Regions from separate parts of the Mus musculus genome. Here all the other regions are linked to region 3. A link is a contact called in ENCODE Hi-C or POLR2A ChIA-PET data. All regions are on one chromosome and are shown on one strand. Each heading gives the region's core, a stretch centred on a gene start or an enhancer-like site at or near the end of the contact. The rest is flanking DNA. Distances are from core to core; before and after follow the strand shown. Region 1 holds the start of Ciart (circadian associated repressor of transcription). Region 2 holds the start of Prpf3 (pre-mRNA processing factor 3). Region 3 holds the start of Rprd2 (regulation of nuclear pre-mRNA domain containing 2).

Region 1 (3,328 bases), core at 286-2,785, 63 kb before region 3:
CCTGTCTTGGGGGGTGGGGTGGGGAAGGAATTAGATATCAACTAATTAGAAGGAATTATACCCTATACATAGTTTAGAGTAGAACAGAGACTATCACAGATAACAGGTTCATTCTGAGACTGTAATTCTAACTCTATTTTTGTTTCTTTTCTTTTCCTGAGGGTCCCATGTGGCTCGGGTTGGTCTTGAACTGATCTCCTTGCATCCATCCCTCAGGATTACAGAAGGCATGAGCCACCACATCTAGATTACTTATATTTTATTTGATATTGTCTTGAAATTGTGTTTGGGGAAACAGTGCTGAGGTTTAATTTAGAAATCCTTTTCCTTTTTCTAAAATAACCACATTGCTAAATATAAGTAAAAAAGCATTAGAACATATTTAAAATAACCACACGTTCTCCAAACCATGACTTAGATCCCTGTCCAACTTTTCTTTTAGTAAGACTGGGGGGGTGGGGGGGTGGTAGTGTCTGTTCTCTCGACCCTAATCAGAACTAGAGTGCCCCCTTGCGACTCCTCTGCTTCAGTCGACAGGGTCCTCCTCGCCATCGTTTCCTTTTACAGTGACTTGGTGCAAGGGATGCTAAGGTCTGTTGGTGACTCTCTAAACTCTTGACTCGCTTTTTTCCTTCCTCAACGTTTCCCCAGTTTTCTCCCAGGAACAAATAAACTGAAGCCAGATAAAGCCATAAGCTTGAGGAGCAAAGATCTACTCTGCTCTGTTCCCAGTACTGAGAATCAGAGAATTCTGAGTGAAGGGTCCGAAGGGCCCGGGGCAGAAAAGTCAGGGACAAGTTCGGCTATGACCTCTAGAATCTTGGCGGGCTGGCATCCGAGCTGGGAACGTGCGTGGCAAGTTATGTAAGAACCGGCTGGAGAAGCTGCGCGGCGGGAGCCCCGGAGAGGACGCGGTGTTCCAGCCGCAGTCCCCACCCTCCTCGCCCAGCAGGGCAGGAGGCACCCAACTTGGTGGCGAGGAGGGGAGGATGAAAGAGTGGGGAGTCACGAGGGCGAGCCGCCGACAAGGGAACGGATGCCCGGCGTCACACGTCCGTTGTCACACACGTTGCGGACACGAGTTGCTGAGGGCTCCCACGTGCTGCGCCCGTGCGCGGAGGCGCTCAGAGGGGCCCACGTCCCGAGGCGCCACCTCCGTGGCTCGGCCCCGCTCTGTACACTCCAGCCGTGCGTCTCCCGCGCAGTGCTGTCCTATTTAAGGCTATGAGCTCCACCCTTTTCCGCCCCTTCCTTAATTTTCACTTTTTTCCATCCTCCTTTTTTATCACCCGAGGAGCCGCATGTACGGGCGGAGCATGGACTGCTTCCCTTCCAGCCAATCACCACTTGGCTGCCTCTCTATTGGCCGAGCCCCCGCGTGCCGTAGCAAATGGGCTGTGAGCGTCTGCATCTAGAGTCACGTGTTGCCGGTAAGCTATCCAATGAGAGCACAAGGTCTGTGTACGCAGGGGGAGGCACGTGCAGAACCGCACGTGTCTGGGAGGGGGAAGGGGCGGGACCCACAGAGTGAGGCGGAGGTGGGTCGGCTAGACCAGCACAGACAGTGAAGAAGCTGCATACCGACCGGGGCTGAACCGACAGACCCAGGTAAGCGGACGAGAGCCAAGCGCTCTCCGGAAGACGACCCGGATGGGGTGGGCATGGAAGACCGCAGATCGGGGTGTTGGGAGGTATTGCATCACCTGGCAGGCGCGACCGTAGACTGACCAGCGCAGTGCACCTGATGGTGAAGGATGCGAAAGCGGTGGAGCCGGGTGTCTATGGGGCCGGAACTCTAGGGACCTGAGGTGGGTTCTGGTGCGCAGAGCAGCCTCTAGCGGGTGTCGTTTTTAGGTCGATAGGCTCCCTATGAGGTCTGGCCGGGAACAGCCCAGAACTGCAGGCTGAGGGGAAGGTGTAAAGTCGGTTATTCACCCAAGGGAAGAAAGGCTGTGTAGGGTCAAGAGCTCTGTGTGGGCTGGCGGTCTAGATTTTGAATGCGGCTGGAAGAGCAAGTTTTTTTTTTTTTTCCTTTCTTTCTTGTTTCTATTGAGAACGGAAAAACAATAAAACAAAGCGAAAACCATGTTACTCTGTTTAGAATGCCCCAGTCTCCCAGTCCCTTTCCTAATTCTTTGACTCTGATTTCAGACTCCCTCGCTTTGCTTTTCAGTTGCAGGTTCTGATCTTTGGTACTACGGGAGCTGCTCTTCAGCCCCTCTCCTGCTCCTGGACCTATGGATTCTCCATCTAGTGTTTCTTCTTATTCCTCCTCCTCCCTCTCCCCATCATTTTCCACGTCCTCTGTGAACAGTGACTTTAGCTTCCCTTCTGATAACGAGAGGGAGGGCAAGGGCACCCATGAGCTCAGGCCAGACACTGTGGGTCAGAGAGGAGGTTCCAGGCCCAGTCCAGGCCCTATCCGCTGCAGACATCGACCCAGGGTTTCTAGTAACCAACATACAGCACCTCATCTGGAACAGCAAGGATCTGAAGTCAAGAGATCAAGAGACGGTGAACAGGAGACGAGTCTGAACACCCAAGGATGTACTACAGAGGGAGATCTGCTCTTTGCTCAAAAGGTAACAGAAAGCAGAAAAGATAGTGCAGTGGCAAACACCTAATTGGTTGACAAGGACCTGCCAGTTACATCACAGCAGAAAAACCACTGCTGGTCTCAAAGTCTTGTGCTGTTTTTCTACAGTGTAAAGAACTCCAAGGGTTCATACGGCCCCTCACAGACCTACTGAACGGACTCAAGATGGGTCGCTTTGACAGAGGTAATAATCTGATTAATTAATTATATTTCTGGGGGTAGCCCCCCTTCTCTGAGTGAAATCTTACATTTCTCTTTGGGGCATGGGCTATTCTGTTTGCATCTGTAACTTAATTTCTTCATGTGAATTCATTTGAACCCCATCTGTCTCTGTATTTCCTTTACATTTACCTCAGTCCCCACCTCTGCTGTTTCCCTCAATGCTGGGAGTGAACCTACAGCTGAGCTGTGTACATCCCACGCCCTCTAATCACCCTCCCTCTTTCACCCTAGGATTAAGTAGCTTCCAACAGAGTGTGGCCATGGACCGGATCCAGCGCATAGTGGGTGTTTTACAGAAGCCTCAGATGGGGTGAGTCTCCCTCTTTCCTTCATTCCCTCCTCAGTATCTTATTGAGGGAGGCCTGTACAGTTCTCCCTGTTTCTTTTTTCATAGTTGACTTTTAAAATATCCTTTTTTTCACAGAGAACGTTATCTAGGAACCTTGCTGCAGGTGGAAGGGATGTTAAAGACTTGGTTTCCTCACATAGCTGCCCAGAAGTCATCCTCAG
Region 2 (3,292 bases), core at 420-2,919, 37 kb before region 3:
GTGGCACATGCTATAGACTACCAGAAGTACTTTCTCTCTCTCTCTCTTTTTTTTTTTTTTTTTGGTTTTTCGAGACAGGGTTTCTCACCACTGCCCGGCTTTTTTTTTTTTTTAAAGATAAACTTATTTTATTTATACGAGCACACTGTAGCTGTCTTCAGACACACCAAAAGAGGGCATCAGATCCCATTACAGAGCCACTATGTGGTTGCTGGGAATTGAACTCAGGACCTCTGGAAGAGCAGTCAGTGCTCTTAACCACTGAGCCATCTCTCCAGTCCCAGAAGTACTTTCTCTTACCTAACTGCATTTGATGTCCCTTATCTAACCTCTATCCACTACCCCCACCTTTCCCAGAGGAACTGCCATTCCTTAAAAAAAAAAAAAAAAAAAAAAAAAAAGTTTTACATTTTATTTGGGGGATGTGTAGTGGGGAACTTGCCATGGTAGACAAGTATTTATTAAGTACTTAATTGTATGAGTGTTACTGTAAGTATAAGCACTAAGCGTGTGGTGGCTATTCCTGGTTATCTACTTGACTATATTTGGAATGAACTACAATTCAGAATTGGAAGGCTCACCTGTGATCCTAATCTGGAGGCTGAGATATACAATTTCTGACCTGGATCTTGGCACGGAGATCTTGAGGCATAGTGGCTATAAATTCCAGAAAATTAAGACTGGGGGATCTTTGAGTTGAAGGCTTGGTGGCACACACCTTTCATCTGGGCCACACCTTCTGCTGGAGACCTACATAAGGACATTGGAAGAAGGAAGATTCTCTCTCTCTTCTCCACCTGCTTGTCTTGTGGGACTGAGCAACTGCTAGATCCTTGAACTTCCTTTCATAGCTGCTGCTGCCCATTGTTGGGACTTGGACTACAGACTGTAAGTCATCAACAAATCCCCTTACTATACAGAGACTACCCATAAGTTCTATGACTCTAGAGAACCCTGACTAGTACAAAGCCTAAGTTAACTTTTATGAATACGGTAGATGATACTACAAGTACAATAAGGAAAAAAAAAAGAAAAAAGAAAAAAAAAGTGGGACTCTAGAGCGTCAAGTATCAAAATTAAATAGGGCGGCCAGAAAGGCTTCTCTAAGGCTAATTTGAGCACAAACCCGAAGTAGAGTGGAGTGCAAATCTTGTAGTTTTCTTAGTAAAGAGCCATGCAAGGCAGAAAGCGACAAGCGAGAAAGTAGTCTGGTTTCTGAGGCTGAGCTAGCAATTGGAATACTGTTATCCCTAGAGGTTAGGAAGTGAGGCAGGTTTTGGTGTTTCATTGGCGAATGGGAAGCCAGGGGATAGCTCTGAATCTGTTCTTTTTTGTTGCCTGGTCTCTGGTATCGATTTTAAATTAGGGAGGCAAAGTTAAGGGAGGGCAGCTAATGCTAGAGATCACAATTTTTTTTTTTTTAAACTAGAAAGGACACTTTGAGTACGAATGTGGACGTCCTTGCTTTTAGTTCTAAGTGATAATCTTAGCGCACTAACTCTTTGGACCCGAGGGAATGTGATGCCAACCGATTTCTGCTCCGGGAAATAATGCCCGAACTAACGTTGGCATCGCTCCGGGACAACCCGCGGACTAGGCTTTAGGATCCCGCGGCGCGTGCGCCCCGCGGCCGGCACCTTGATACCGCGGCTGCGCAGCTGAGGCCCCGCCTTCCGTAGTCACGTGCCGTAGGGACCGCAGCGTGGCGGTGTGTGGCGGTAGCGACGGCGGGCCGTAGGGCAACCGGAAGGTTTCCGGTTCCGGTGTAACGTTCGGGCTCCGTCTCAGGGGCTGAAGTTTGTGAGGTGAGTAGTGGCCCCGCGCCCGAAAGGCTGTAGCCTTCGGTGCGAGCGGCTGGACAGGGCGGGAGTGCTCGGCGGGAAGCAGGCTGGGAGGACTCCCTGGTTCTGTCCGGGGAAGAAGTCAGAATGGGCTGGCTGAAGGCAAAGGGCGGGGGCGGGAAGCAGCAGGGTGGGCAAACCTGCCCTGAGGTGAGGAGTTAGCGCGGACTCGGTGGGGCCGGGGCCAGGTGGGAAGATAGCAAAGACCGGAGCATGGGGTTCCAGGGGCTTGTAGCGTAGAAAAGTAAGGAATCCCTTCGGAAGATGAGATTCTGCTACCTGCTCATTCAGAAGACAGCGTTCTGCCTCCCTCCCCTTCCCCTTCCCCTTCCCCTCCACCCCCCAGCCCCCCACCGACGCTGACGCCCCCTCGCTATTAGAGTTGAACATCTGGTTAGTGACAACTCTACTGACTGAAACTTTCTTATCCATTGACTGTTTCGTTTGCACATTCGGGTCGAATTTGAAGACATCCATTTGTTAGTATATTTCTTGAGCTTACATCCAATATGCTTAATATGCTTCACCTATTACTCTGGATTTTGAAAATTGCTTAAACTTTCTAGCCTATTATTCAATTGTAGTGGGTTGTAAGTCCCATTAACATGAGGATTCTTGGCTGTTTTGTTCACTGCTGTGTGTGTCCTTACATGCAGTAAGTATTCTGCTTGACAAGAAATAGTAACTTAAGTATTTATTGAATGGAGTGTTATACCAGATGTCTCATTTTCTAAGATAAGTATACTGAGGCTCTCGGGAATTAACTTGCTTTCCTAAGGGCTTATGAATGGTGGTGCTTACTATATTCTATCTTAAATGGGCTTTCTTCTCCACTTTTAGTGCCTGTGGTTGCTTTCTTTTTGATAGGCAGTATACTGCTATCTCATGATGGCCCAAAAAAGCTATCCCAGGATTATTCATAAAAGTTGTCACTGAGAAACAGCCTTCCAGATTCATTCAGATGTATTAAATACTGTGTATTGACAGATCTTATGAGAGAGAAATCTGTCAAGAATGTAGGAGCTAATTAGACTGCATCTTTTTTTTTTTTTTTTTTTTTTTATGACAAGGTCTCATGTAGCCACCGGTGATGTTGAACTCTGTAGCCAAGGCTGGACTTGAACTCCTGATTCCCCTTGTGCTGGGATCACAGGCTTGTATGATCATTCTGAGGTTGCATTTTTTAGATGTCTTTAAACATCTTGAAAGAGTAATTCCCAGATCATACTAAGATGCATGGCAGTGCTAAGAGGAGGTCTTATGGGAAGTTGAGGTCGGTGCAGTCAATAGATTGACATGCAGCCATTAGGAAGAAAATCAGAAATTAAGTTATCTTTATGCTGGTGAAGATGTTGAGATTTAAGATTACCCAAATGTAAGCATGAATAGTGTTGAAATTTTTCTCCAACTGTGTTAAGTAATAAAAAAATCATGTTGGTGTATAGAATACT
Region 3 (3,478 bases), core at 298-2,797:
AATACATGAACGTCCAATCTTCTCAAAAGATTCACACAGGCAGATGAGAATGTAATGGTTAATTTTTTAAAAAGATTTTCTTTATTATTATATCTAAGTACACTGTAGCTGTCTTCAGACACACCAGAGAGGGCGTCAGATCTTATTAAGGATGATTGTGAGCCACCATGTGGTTGCTGGGATTTTAACTCAGGACCTTTGGAAGAGCAGTCAGTGCTCCTACGTGCTGAGCCATCTCTCCAGCCCATAATGGTTAATTTGAGGCTGTGCTAATAAACACAATACTCAAGACTCTTGTAAACTGTAACGCACAGGGCAGTGGTGGTGCACGTCTTTAATCCCAGCACTTGGGAGGCAGAGGCAGGTGGATTTCTGAGTTCGAGGCCAGCCTGGTCTACAGAGTGAGTTCCAGGACGGCCAGGGCTACACAGAAAAACCTTGTCTCGAAAAAACAAAAACAAACCTATAACGCATTACGAAATTGTGATGTTACTACCTAGCAAAGAAGCCACACCTTGTCAATTACTCTTTCCTCGCTTCGAAGACTTTTCAGAGAAATTTTCGTTTAACTTTTATTCCCTCTTTCTAGAATGCAGTCGGTCGGCTGGCTGTGAACGGTGTCATCGCAGTCGGGCGTGTAGCATAGGTTAGTCAAGGAGTGCCTAGAGAACAGCTAACAGGGCCTGACGCATGCGCGTCTTCCCCCACTCCGCAAGACGTGCCAGCCATTTTGTCGCGTGTAGGTCCCCGATGGCGGGGTGGCAGGGAACGCAGCTGCAGCTGTCAAAAACAGTAGCCACAGAACGGTGGGCATTTCCCATCCTAGTGTGAATTAAAGGCTCCCAGGGAGCAACCCCGCCATGAAGCCAAAAGCAGGGCCGAGCACTGAACTGGGGTCTAGTAACGTCCTAGGCTCCGGAGCGCCTCAATCCTGCCTCCCCAGGTTTTCCTCCCAACCCGCTAGGCGCAGACCTAACGCGCAGGCGCACAGAGAGACGCAGCGCCTCCTCCGCCTTCAGGTCCCGACGCGCTTCTCCGACCCCCTTCCCTGATTGGTCGAATCGCAGCGCCATCACGCCCCCTCGGCCCCCGTGCTCAAGATTGAGGAGGAAGCGGAGGGGCGGGGCTTCCGTGCGCGTGCGCATTTCTTCTGCTGGTCTATTGCTGCTATTGCGTTGCAAAAAAAAAAAAAAAAAAGAAAAAAGAAAAAAAAAAAAAAGAAAAGAAAAAAAAAAAAAGAAAGAAAATTTTCTGCCTAGGTAGCTTTGGGCCTTTCCTGTGGTAGAAAATCTAAAGGCAAAGCTCTCTGCAGCCGAAGGGACGGCGGAGTAGCGTTTCGTCTTCGGTACCAAGGCCGCCCTGGGCTCACCGGAATTTGGCCAACGGGATGAGGGAAGGGCCTTAAGAGTTGAGGAGCGTAGAGGCTAAAAGCCTTAGTTGTCGGCGCCGTCGCAGGTTCTGTCTCCTCCGTAGTCGTCTCCCGACTCCCGGTTTAAACACCACCCCCGAGCCATACTGACAGTCCTCCGCGGCCGCGGCCCCTCCTCGCAGCGTGTGGGAGCCGCCAGCGCGCCCAGCAGCTAGCCCTCCTGCCGCCAGAGGAGCCTAGCGCGTGCAGCGTCCCCACCCCCTGGCCGCCCTCCCCTCCTGCTGCTTTCACGCACTCGCACTGATTGTTTTGCCCGCTCCCGCCGCCGCCGCCGCCGCCGCCGCCAGAGGACCAGAGGCGCTTGTGCAAACCGGGGAAGATGGCGGCCGGCGGCGGCGGAGGCAGCAGTAAGGCCTCCTCCTCGTCGGCCTCGTCCGCAGGGGCCCTGGAGTCTTCGTTGGATCGAAAATTCCAGTCGGTGACCAACACCATGGAATCCATTCAAGGCTTGTCGTCCTGGTGTATAGAAAACAAGAAACACCACAGTACAATCGTCTACCATTGGATGAAGTGGCTCCGGAGATGTGAGTGTGGGGGCGACTAGGAAGGGGGAGGCTGGAGAGATGGAGAAAATGCGGCCCCCAAAACACTCTGGGGTTTGCCCACCGAGCTGCTGCATTCAGTTGGGGTTCACATTAAAGATCGGGCGCGAGTGTTCCCTAGCCCAGACTCCATCCTAGGCACGGTTGCCCTGCTCTGCAGGGGGCTCATTGCTTGGAATTTTTCAGCCTCACATTTGGCGTGACCTTGGGCCGTTGGGCCTAGACCCGTAGAGATTTTCGCGTTTCCTTCCGAGCCCTGGAAGGTGTGTTGTTGATTATCCTGAACCTTCACGGAAATGGTCGCGTCCGTTTATTTCTTACAGGCCTTGACGTGTTAATGATCTCTGGGTTTCCTGTTGGCTAGTCAAGCCATGGTTTAAGCTGTCCACTTCCCTGAAATATGTTAGACCAGGCAGTGTTTTCCGCCGACGTGAAACTTGGGATATGTCTAGAAAGGGGCCTTCTCTTGATGACTGTGGGTGAAACTTGGCGTGTGTTTTAAGGAGGCTTTCCCTGGATGAATGTGAAGCAATAGGAACTCTACAGAGCTGTGAGGCGACCACCTGTTTTCCTTTTACCTGTGTTTGCAACACTAAAATACAGACCACGGGATACTGACGAGACACAACTGCGAGACTGTAATCATCATTGGTACCGAAGTATAAAATATATCCGGCCACTTTTTAATCTCCTGAAGCACACTTTACAGAATTGAGTTTGTTTGCATAGGCAATCAAAATGGGAAATGTGAATTTTAAAATATATTTATCTGTTTTAGATATAACCCCCATCTCAAGTATACTTTTTTTTTTCAACCTGTGTGGTTCTCCCCACAACACTGCTTTAATACAGAAAAGAGGTCTTCTAAAATATGAATTGTTAAACTGGGCGTGGTGGCCCATGTCGTTTCAGAGGCTGAGGCAGGAGGATTGCTGAAAGTTTGAGGCCAGCTTGTTCTACCCAGTAAATTTTAAGCAATTATAACCCCAACTCCATACATATTTATTCAAGTTGTTTGCTTCCTATCTATATAGCCTCTTGCCAGTGGTACTCAGTTAACAGTTTTCTTATTCCATGTCTGTCTTCGCTTCTATAATATTTTTTGAGTTTACTTGTTAGTGAACAAGTGGATAAAACTTCAAAATTATAGGCCCCAAATTTAAAATCTTTTGTATTTAAGACAGTTGTTCTGTGGTTCTTTGAAATATACTGTTGAGAAGGATATTCGAGAGAAAGGACAGGATTAGCTAGTCTTTTTTATTATTATTATTATTATCATTTTGGTCTTTTGAGACAGGGTTTCTCTGTATAGCCCTGGCTGTCCTGGAACTCACTCTGTAGACCAGGCTGGCCTCGAACTCAGAAATCCACCTGCCTCTGCCTCCCGAGTGCTGGGATCAAAGGCGTGCGCCACCACACCCGGCTTAGTCTTTATTTATTATTGTCAGATTTTTTGTTTGTTTGTTTACTTCTTGCCAAGAGGTTAAACTAGAATCTGCAATATCTG

What was found. Hi-C counts contacts between places; a loop is a spot of excess contacts on that map. ChIA-PET counts read pairs that join two places held with the same protein, here RNA polymerase II (POLR2A).
Region 1: POLR2A ChIA-PET joins it to region 3 with 10 read pairs in Patski. The contact joins the promoter of Ciart here to the promoter of Rprd2 in region 3. POLR2A ChIA-PET finds 5 or more read pairs at or near these places in 3 of 5 experiments (Patski and embryonic stem cell).
Region 2: a loop to region 3 is called in a map of heart, with 2.4 times the contacts of the local background. The contact joins the promoter of Prpf3 here to the promoter of Rprd2 in region 3. A Hi-C loop is called at or near these places in 1 of 37 maps with a recorded cell type or tissue (heart). POLR2A ChIA-PET finds 5 or more read pairs at or near these places in 4 of 5 experiments (Patski and embryonic stem cell).

Annotation. Positions count from the first base shown.
Region 1 is chr3:95,880,435-95,883,762 of GRCm38, reverse strand. Ciart (circadian associated repressor of transcription) reads left to right here and starts at 1,535. Exons shown (of 6, transcript NM_001033302.2): 1 at 1,535-1,608; 2 at 2,174-2,582; 3 at 2,705-2,780; 4 at 3,050-3,128; 5 at 3,243-3,328. The coding sequence starts at 2,238. The region is part of intron 1 of C920021L13Rik (RIKEN cDNA C920021L13 gene); the gene reads right to left.
Region 2 is chr3:95,854,262-95,857,553 of GRCm38, reverse strand. It overlaps Prpf3 (pre-mRNA processing factor 3), which reads left to right and starts at 1,669. Exons shown (of 16, transcript NM_001316751.2): 1 at 1,669-1,805.
Region 3 is chr3:95,817,022-95,820,499 of GRCm38, reverse strand. Rprd2 (regulation of nuclear pre-mRNA domain containing 2) reads left to right here and starts at 1,547. Exons shown (of 11, transcript NM_001368178.1): 1 at 1,547-1,953. The coding sequence starts at 1,749. Gm29948 (a long non-coding RNA gene) reads right to left here and starts at 1,620. Exons shown (of 2, transcript XR_375854.4): 1 at 1,370-1,620; 2 at 1-780.